Regions from separate parts of the Homo sapiens genome. Here region 2 is linked to region 1. Evidence: read pairs that join two places in POLR2A ChIA-PET (ENCODE). Cell type or tissue: OCI-LY7. All regions are shown on one strand. Region 1 overlaps UEVLD (UEV and lactate/malate dehyrogenase domains). Region 2 overlaps SPTY2D1 (SPT2 chromatin protein domain containing 1).

Evidence for each region. Peaks named below come from ENCODE experiments on the same cell type or tissue, not always from the same donor. Only the 100,000 strongest peaks of a DNase experiment are listed, where the experiment ranks them.
Region 2: POLR2A ChIA-PET joins it to region 1 with 5 read pairs; 8 of 35 experiments call an interaction of 5 or more read pairs at or near these places.

Annotation. Positions count from the first base shown.
Region 1 is chr11:18,530,695-18,534,694 of GRCh38, forward strand. UEVLD (UEV and lactate/malate dehyrogenase domains) reads right to left here. Exons shown (of 12, transcript NM_001040697.4): 11 at 3,636-3,759; 12 at 1-1,793. The coding sequence ends at 1,626. Among named protein-coding and RNA genes, the nearest start is that of TSG101, 5.8 kb to the left of the region's middle. In OCI-LY7, no CTCF peak of the experiment used is centred here; no DNase peak of the experiment used is centred here; H3K4me3 peaks cover 966 bases; H3K27ac peaks cover 1,687 bases.
Region 2 is chr11:18,614,589-18,618,588 of GRCh38, forward strand. It overlaps SPTY2D1 (SPT2 chromatin protein domain containing 1), which reads right to left. Exons shown (of 6, transcript NM_194285.3): 2 at 2,287-2,401; 3 at 1-1,510. Among named protein-coding and RNA genes, the nearest start is that of MISFA, 17 kb to the left of the region's middle. RefSeq lists an enhancer at 1,025-2,224. In OCI-LY7, no CTCF peak of the experiment used is centred here; no DNase peak of the experiment used is centred here.

The DNA.
Region 1 (4,000 bases):
TGCACATCACCACACCTGGCTAATTTTTAAACTTTTTTTTTTTTTTTTTGAGACGGAGTCTTGCTCTGTCGCCCAGGCTGGAGTGCAGTGGCGCGATCTCTGCTCACTGCAAGCTCCACCTACCGGGTTCACGCCATTCTCTTGCCTCAGCCTTCCGAGTAGCTGGGACTACAGGCACCTGCCACCACGCCTGGCTAACTTTTTGTATTTTTAGTAGAGACAGGGTTTCACCATGTTAGCCAGGATGATCTCAATCTCCTGACCTCGTGATCTGCCCGCCTCAGCCTCCCAAGGTGCTGGGATTACAGGCGTGAGTCACTGCGCCTAGCCCATGTTTGTTTTTTATAAAAGCATGCCCTTACATGAGAATGAAAGTAATCCTTTCATGGTGTACAGGACCCCAGCTTTAGGGTCTTTTGATAACTATTTTGGCTATTAAGCCTTTTCCCCCTTTTAGTGCCTAGAAAAAGTAGAGGTTGTATGGATAAGTGCCCCTTAATAGCCAAGACTTCTTGAGGACTAAACCTCAATTTCCTTTTATAAAATGATGATGGCAATAGTCCCTACCTCAGTGGTCTGTTGTGAGGATTCAGTAAAATAATAAAGTGCTTATCATGCTGCCTGGTATATATGAAGTGTTGATGTTAACTGTTACTATTAGTTGTATGTCACAATAGTAATAATAAGCTATCTTTCACATAAGAAAATATTGCTCTTGATCCATCACCAAAGTGTGTGTACTCTGAACTGTATCATCAGGAGAGGTTAAAGGATTTGCTCAGAACAAATAAAAAACCTCTCCCTATTATGACCAATGTTTTTAATGAAAATCTCATATTTTGGCTTTAAAGTAAGGTGCTTGGCTTTCATTCATAATCTATTTCCACTAAAAATATATATTTGCTTATGGTTCCACTAATATCACAATTAGTTTATGAGATGTTGGAGATCTTGTAATACTCCAGGAAGAGGTTATGGAAAATTTCATAAAGGAAGTCCCACTGGAAATTAAAGTAAACTTTTAATGCATATATTTTAAAAATTCACTTTCCATTTTACTATTTTAAAGTGCATGTAAAATTCTTTTCCATTTTTTGGTAGGTAATTAATTTGAAGAAGGGAAATACAATGCTTTACTATTACTACCAACAGGATTTTACACAAGAAACATTAGTAACTTAAGCTGTGGATCCTGTGAATGTACAACTGACACAGATTTTGTAAATCCATACTGGGCCTGGAACTTATGTTGATTATAAAAGTCAAAGGGTAATTTTCTTTTAAAGATATATTACTTATAAAATATTCCCGAAGTATGAATTGTGCTTTTAGTTTAGGATATATGATTTAAATTGATGCACACTGCAGATGAATGTTTACCCCTGCTGTAGATTTAAAGAACAGCATAGATATCTCAAGAACCCCAAATAAAATTAATTTTTCCCCTCCTTGTATAACTCCTTAAGGATTTACATCACAAAGCTAATCAAGAAACCCTCTACTTTAACCAAGCAGTTTGTAAAAGTAAGTAGCAGGATACAGAAATCCTCAAACCTATATATAGGTAAAATTAAATGACTTTTCCCTTTAGGTAGAAGTCCAGCCTCTCAAATTGCATTTGAGAATCAAAGTTTTAACTGTTGTTGGAGACTGTGGATTGAGGATGCACTGCTTTGGAGTTTCTCAGTAACTGTATCTTCTTTCAGTGTGGTTTTGATAACTTCAGATACTCCATTGGTTCCAAGGATGCAAGGCAAACTTAAAAACACTTCACTATTTATATCATAATATCCCTGAAATGAGAAAAATAGGGATTTAATAGAACTAAATCATTGCAAAGAAGTTAATACAAAAATGCATACTTTCTTGCTTTCTTAACTAGGACAAAGTGATACAAGTTGGACTTAAAAAAATTTTTTTGTTCATTTACTTATTTTATTTTTAGAAGTCCAGACCTCACAATCATTCATTGATTCTATAAACTTGTTATCATTTCAGAAAATTTTTGAGAGATGGAAGCAACTTGGTCAGACACCCACTTTGTAGAGAAGCAAGCTAGCCCCCCCTGCAATATGGGTAGGAGGTTGGGGGCTAAGAAAAAAGATAGTTAAGAATGTATTTCCTGGGGAGGGGCATGGGATGGTCTCTGGGCACAGTCATGACAATAGCTTCTTTAAAAAATAAAACAACTGGTACCATAAGAGTGTGTATTTGTGGGGTACATGTGATATTTCAATATATGCATATAACATGTAATGATCAAATCAGGGTAATGGGGCTATCCATCACCTCAAACATTTATCATTTATTTGTGTTGAAAACATTCCAAATGGTCTCTTCTGGCTATTTTTTCTTTTCTTTTCTTTTCTTTTTTTTTTTTTTGAGATGAGGTCTCTCTATATTGCCCAAGCTGATCTTGAACTCCTAAGCTCAAGTGATCCTCCCACCTTGGCCTCCCAAAGTGCTGGGATTACAGGCATGGGCCACCACACCCAGCTTCTTCTAGCTGTTTTGAAATGTACAATAAATTATTAATAATCACACTCACCCTACTGTGCTGTTGAACACTAGAATTTATTCCTATCTATTTTTGTACCCATTAACCAACTGCTTTTCATTCTATCCCCCAACCGCAGCCTGTGGTAACCAACACTCTACTCTCTACCTCCATGAGATCAACTTTAAAAAAAAAAAAAAAAGCTCCCACGTGAGTGAGAATATGTGATATTTGTCTTTCTGGCACATAAATCTGGGGTGACTTGGCTGGCTGAGATGATAAATGACAGTCAGAAGAAATTTATGGATATATAAACACTATTTGGGGGTTACATGAGTAAGAATATGTGATATTTGTCTTTCTGGCACATAAATCTGGGGTGACTTGGCTGGCTGAGATGATAAATGACAGTAAGAAGAAATTTATGGATATATAAACACTATTTGGGGGTTACCAAAAATCACATGAGGGTGAGAAGGCAACCTGATAGAAGTCCACACTTTTTTTGTTTGTTTGTTTTCGAGACTGAGTCTCGCTGTGTCACCCAGGCTGGAGTTGCAGAGGTGCTCACTGCAACCTCCGCCTCCCGAGTAGCTGGGATTACAGACATACGCCACTATGTCTGGCTAATTTTTGTATTTTTAGTAGAGAGGGGTTTCACCATGTTAGCCAGGCTGGTCTCAAACTCCTAACCTCAAGTGATCCACCTGCCTCGGCCTCCGAGTGCTGGGATTACAGGCGTGAGCCACTGCCCCCAGTCAAAATGTTATCTTTGGAGACAGGGATTCGCTGTGTTGTCCATGCTGGAGTCCAGTGACATGATCATGGCTCACTGCAGCCTCAACCTCCCAGGCTCAAGAGATTTTCCCACCTCAGCCTACTGAGTGGTTGTCACATGCCTGGCAAAGTTTTGTTTTTGTTTTTGTAAAGTTGGGGTCTCACTATGTTGCCCAAGCTGGCAGACTTCTCATAGCTAAGCAGGATAGGGCTTAAACTAAACTGCCTTCTCCTACCTGTTACTCTAAAAGCTGGTGATACTGAAGACACCTGGGGTTAGAGTATGAATAATGATTTTGTTAGTTTTGTATTAATAATATCTAAGTTTAAAATATAATAAGAGAATAAGAATAGCAATTACCTTTGCTAAAGCTGATACAGAATGCACTTTCTTCTTATTGTTTACAATACTGTCAACCATGTCAGCTACTGATAGTCCAACAGACCAGGATCTTTGACCTTTTACTCTTAGCAGTTCCATGGCTCTAGGTTACAAAAATACGTGATCTCAGAAAATGCATAAAATATGCACATTTAGTTTTACATTCTGGCTAAGGTATTAATTAGATGTTTCTATGACAGAAACAAGAGTTATGCAGCAATTGTTAGGGAAGCCTATAGATAATCTAATCTAATGTTTATTTAAACTTTTCCTAAGATGTCAGATAGGCAGTTCAAAGAAAATACAAATGGCCTAATAACATAAAAAATGTTCACTGCCATTGA
Region 2 (4,000 bases), 84 kb after region 1:
GGAGGCTTCATTCCATTCATCTGTCCATTGCTGGACCGGCTAATGATATTCTTGGAAGAAATTGTTTCGGAGACAACAGTGCACTTAGGCTTTATAGTGGGACCTGAGCTACTAACTGTTTGCCCAGGTCCCAAGCTGCTCACTGGTCTTCCTGGGACTGAATTACTGACAGTCCGTCCAGCTGGAATTGAGCCACTTATGGATCTCCCAGGGCCACTGACAGACCGCCCCGGGGGGCCCAAGCCACTCACTGGTCGTCGAAGTTCATGTGGACTGCTCACAGGCCGGCCAGGGCCACGAGAGCTGCCCAAGGGTCTTGCAGAACTAACTGAACCACTGATGGGTCGCCCAGGGCCACCTGAGCTGCTTGCAGGTTGTCCAGGGCCACATGTACCACTGACTGTCCGCCTAGAGGGATTTGAGTCATTGGTTGGCTTCTTGGACCCACTGATTGATCGCTCAGGTCCTGAGCTGGAGCTGCCATTCTGGCGCCTAGGCACAGGGCCAGAACTAACTGTGGGTCGAGCAACCCCTGTGCTGGGCTGCCCAGGGGCTGAGCTAGAGCTGCTGCCTGGCTGCCTGACACCTGGACTCTTAGCCTTATTGTGTGGGGTGACCATGGGCCCAGGCCTGGAATGGCTAGGATGGGACAGAGATTTTTTGGCTTTGTGCTCAACAGCAGATTTCTGAGTCCTGCTAGCAGAAGTCTTTGGGACACTTGGTGAAGAGGTGCTGGAATGAGGCTTTCCAGCTCCATTAAAAACAGGTTTGTCGTGGCCCTCACGAAGTGAGGGTTGGGAGCTATTGCCAGATCCTGCCTTGATCCTCTCTCCTGGCATGGATTTGGATGAAGACAAAGCGAGGTGTTTCTCATTGGCCATGCTGGGTCTTGATTTCTTCTCAGCATGAGGAAGGGGCATTCCTTTGGAAGAAGGATGCCTGTCTCCAGAACCTTTGCTAAGTTTTGTGCCCACACTTTCTTTCTGAGAGGGTGCCTTTTTGGACACAGTTGGAGGTAGTTTTCCATCTGTCTCAAGTTTTTTTCTCCTATGCTTTCGTTCAAGGAATTCTCGCTCCCTAAGTTCTTCTGCGGTCATAGGTCGCTCTTCTGATTTCTTCACTACCTTGATTTCCACTGGTTCAAACTGCTTTTTCTCAGCCAGCCTGAGTAAATCAGTGAAGTTCATGGGTGGTGGGGCACTTTTAAGGGGGACCTTTGGTTTGCTTTCAACTTTGGGAGGTTCTTGCTCTTCCTCATACTCCTGCTCTGACTCTGCGTGATTGTACTCGAGGAATTCATTCTCTTCTTCCATTTCATACTCTCGGTCGGTTCCTTGGCTGGTATGGCTTTCTGTTGCCTGCCTCTTCTTTGACTTTTCCTCAATAGGAATCCCATTGTAACCATGGAAATTATCCTTTGTCCTCTTGGCCATAGCTCTTGCTTTCTTGTCATGTTTGAGCTCAATTCGCTTTTTCACTAGTTCCTCTTTTCTCCTTTTCTCCTCTAAGGCTAAAAGGGACAAAACAAGAATATGTTATTACTTCGAGATCTCAAGATTGCAGTATGCTCAAGTGAAAACACAACGTTCAGGTTACAGTTTGAAGACATCTAGGAATCAAATGAGGAAGTCATGTGAACAAGTATCAATTGAGTCATCTTTACATAATGAGTGGGAGACATATGGGTTTTTCTATATGACTAAGCAAGTGGGAGACTTGGTTTTCAGCTTTAAATATACAAAATACTTCAAACCAAATACATTACCAAGTTAAGAGAACATTAGTATCCACTTAGTAGTTGTTATTAATTATGATTCAATGAATACTTAAACATATTGAATCAGTTTCTTTGTATTTGCATGAAGTAGAACTATTCGAAATAAAGACTTTAAAACTTATCTCTATTTTAGCCTTTTAGATAGCATTCTGTTAATAAAAATTAAAATACAAAATGGGTAGAAACACTTTCAGAACCAAGATTAAAGAAAGAATGGAGTTCTTACTGGGGACTTACTATGGCCAATTAGAAGACATGGCTACTAACCCCCAAAAAGCTGTTACTTCAAGGGGAGAAAAAAAGAAAACGTTTATACAAATGATCGAGGTAACATATGTAAAGCCATGAATACAGTCAGTTAACCTGGACACACACACACACACACACACACACACACCCTCCCAAATCTGTTGGCCTGTTATGTTTTTATAGACAGCCACTGGTTTAGTACAAGCTAGATGGTGAAGATGGAATACTTTAAAATTGAGAATAAGGCTATAGATACATACCTTTTCGTCTCAGCTCCTCTTCTTTCCTTTTAAGAAAAGCTTGTACAGCTGCTGATTGGACACCTTTAACTTTTGGGTCTTTTTTTGGAGGCCCCACTGCCAAACTATACCTTTTCTAAAAACAAAAACAGTAAAAGTTAGAAGCAATTCAACTTTTAAAATACATTATTAGGTATAAGGCACTGTGCCAGGTAATAAGAGGTATAAATGTTAACTGTGAAACCTATTCTGAATAATTGAGAGATCATATAACCCATAATAAAGCTTAGCTATAAAATTTCAGACTATTTATTACGTATGGTGATTTTGGGGTACAAAGTTTCCATGTAACATCCCAAAATAATGCATAAATGAACAATTCACAGAAACACTGTTTTCAGGCTATTTTCCAAAAAAGAACCTGGACTGGGTAACTAAATGAAATCACCACTTAGAAGAATCGATTATTTGTGTTTTAAAATTCTGATTTAGGCTGGGCTCAGGGTCTCATGCCTGTAATCTCAGCACTTTGGGAGGCGGAGGCGGGCGAATCATGAGATCTGGAGTTCGAGATCAGCCTGGCCAACATGGTGAAACCCCATTCCTACTAAAAACACAAAAAATTAGCTGGGCGTAGTGGCGGGTGCCTGTAATCCCAGCTACTCAGGAGGCTGAGGCAGAAGAATTGCTTGAACCCGGGAGGCAGAGGTTGCAGTGAGCCGAGATTGTGCCACTGCACTGTAGCCCGGGCGACAAAGTAAGACTCCGTCTCAAAAAAAAAAAAAAAAAAAAAAAAATCTGATTTAGGCCAGGTGCGGTGGCTCACGCCTATAATCCCAACACTTTGGGCGGCTGAGGTGGGAGGATTACCTGTGGTCAGGAGTTAGCAACCAGCCTGGCCAACATAGTGAAACTCCGTCTCTACTAAAAATACAAAAATTAGCCGGGCATGGTGGCGCACATCCGTAATCCCAGCTGCTTAGGAGGCTGAGGCAGGAGAATGGCTTGAACCCAGGAGGCAGAGGTTGCAGTGAGCCGAGATTGCGCCACTGCACTCCAGGCTGGACAACAGAGCAAAACTCCGTCTCAATCCATCAATCTATAAGTAAGTAAGTAAGTAAGTAAATGTATAAAATTCTGAGTTTAAAAATAGCCTGCCTTAGAAAGAAGCATTTCAAAGTCCAACTTTTCAAACGAACAGAAAAAACTACTCCTCACAACTATTTTCTCTCCTGACTACTCCAGATGATTTCCTAGTAGAGACTCATAGCTACATGTTTTATTTTGCTTAGAACACGGAAACACTGAGGTTTTACTTTGACCACACACAAAGGCTGGGGCAAACCACAGCAAAAAAGCATTTCAAAAAATCTATGCAATAAAGGCCCAATTCCCAGCAACCTTTAACTGTAGCTCTTATGTTCACTAAATGTTAATTTGCCTCACAACCTCCTTTTTAGACAGGTTCCTATAACACCCAAAAAAAGCTTACATTATCCTGGCACAGATGAAGTCTCTGGACCTCAGTTTTTATATAACTGCATCAAGAAATTACTAAACTCAAGTAATGTTAATTTGAACTATAAAAGGAAAAATATTTCCACTTTATAAGTACCTATTATGAGAGAAATATGACGAACATAGAGCTAAAATAAATTCAGACCAGGGATGATTCACCTCTACGACCATTCCACATTAAATCCAGGAAATAAGATTTTTAAAGTATCCTCCTTTT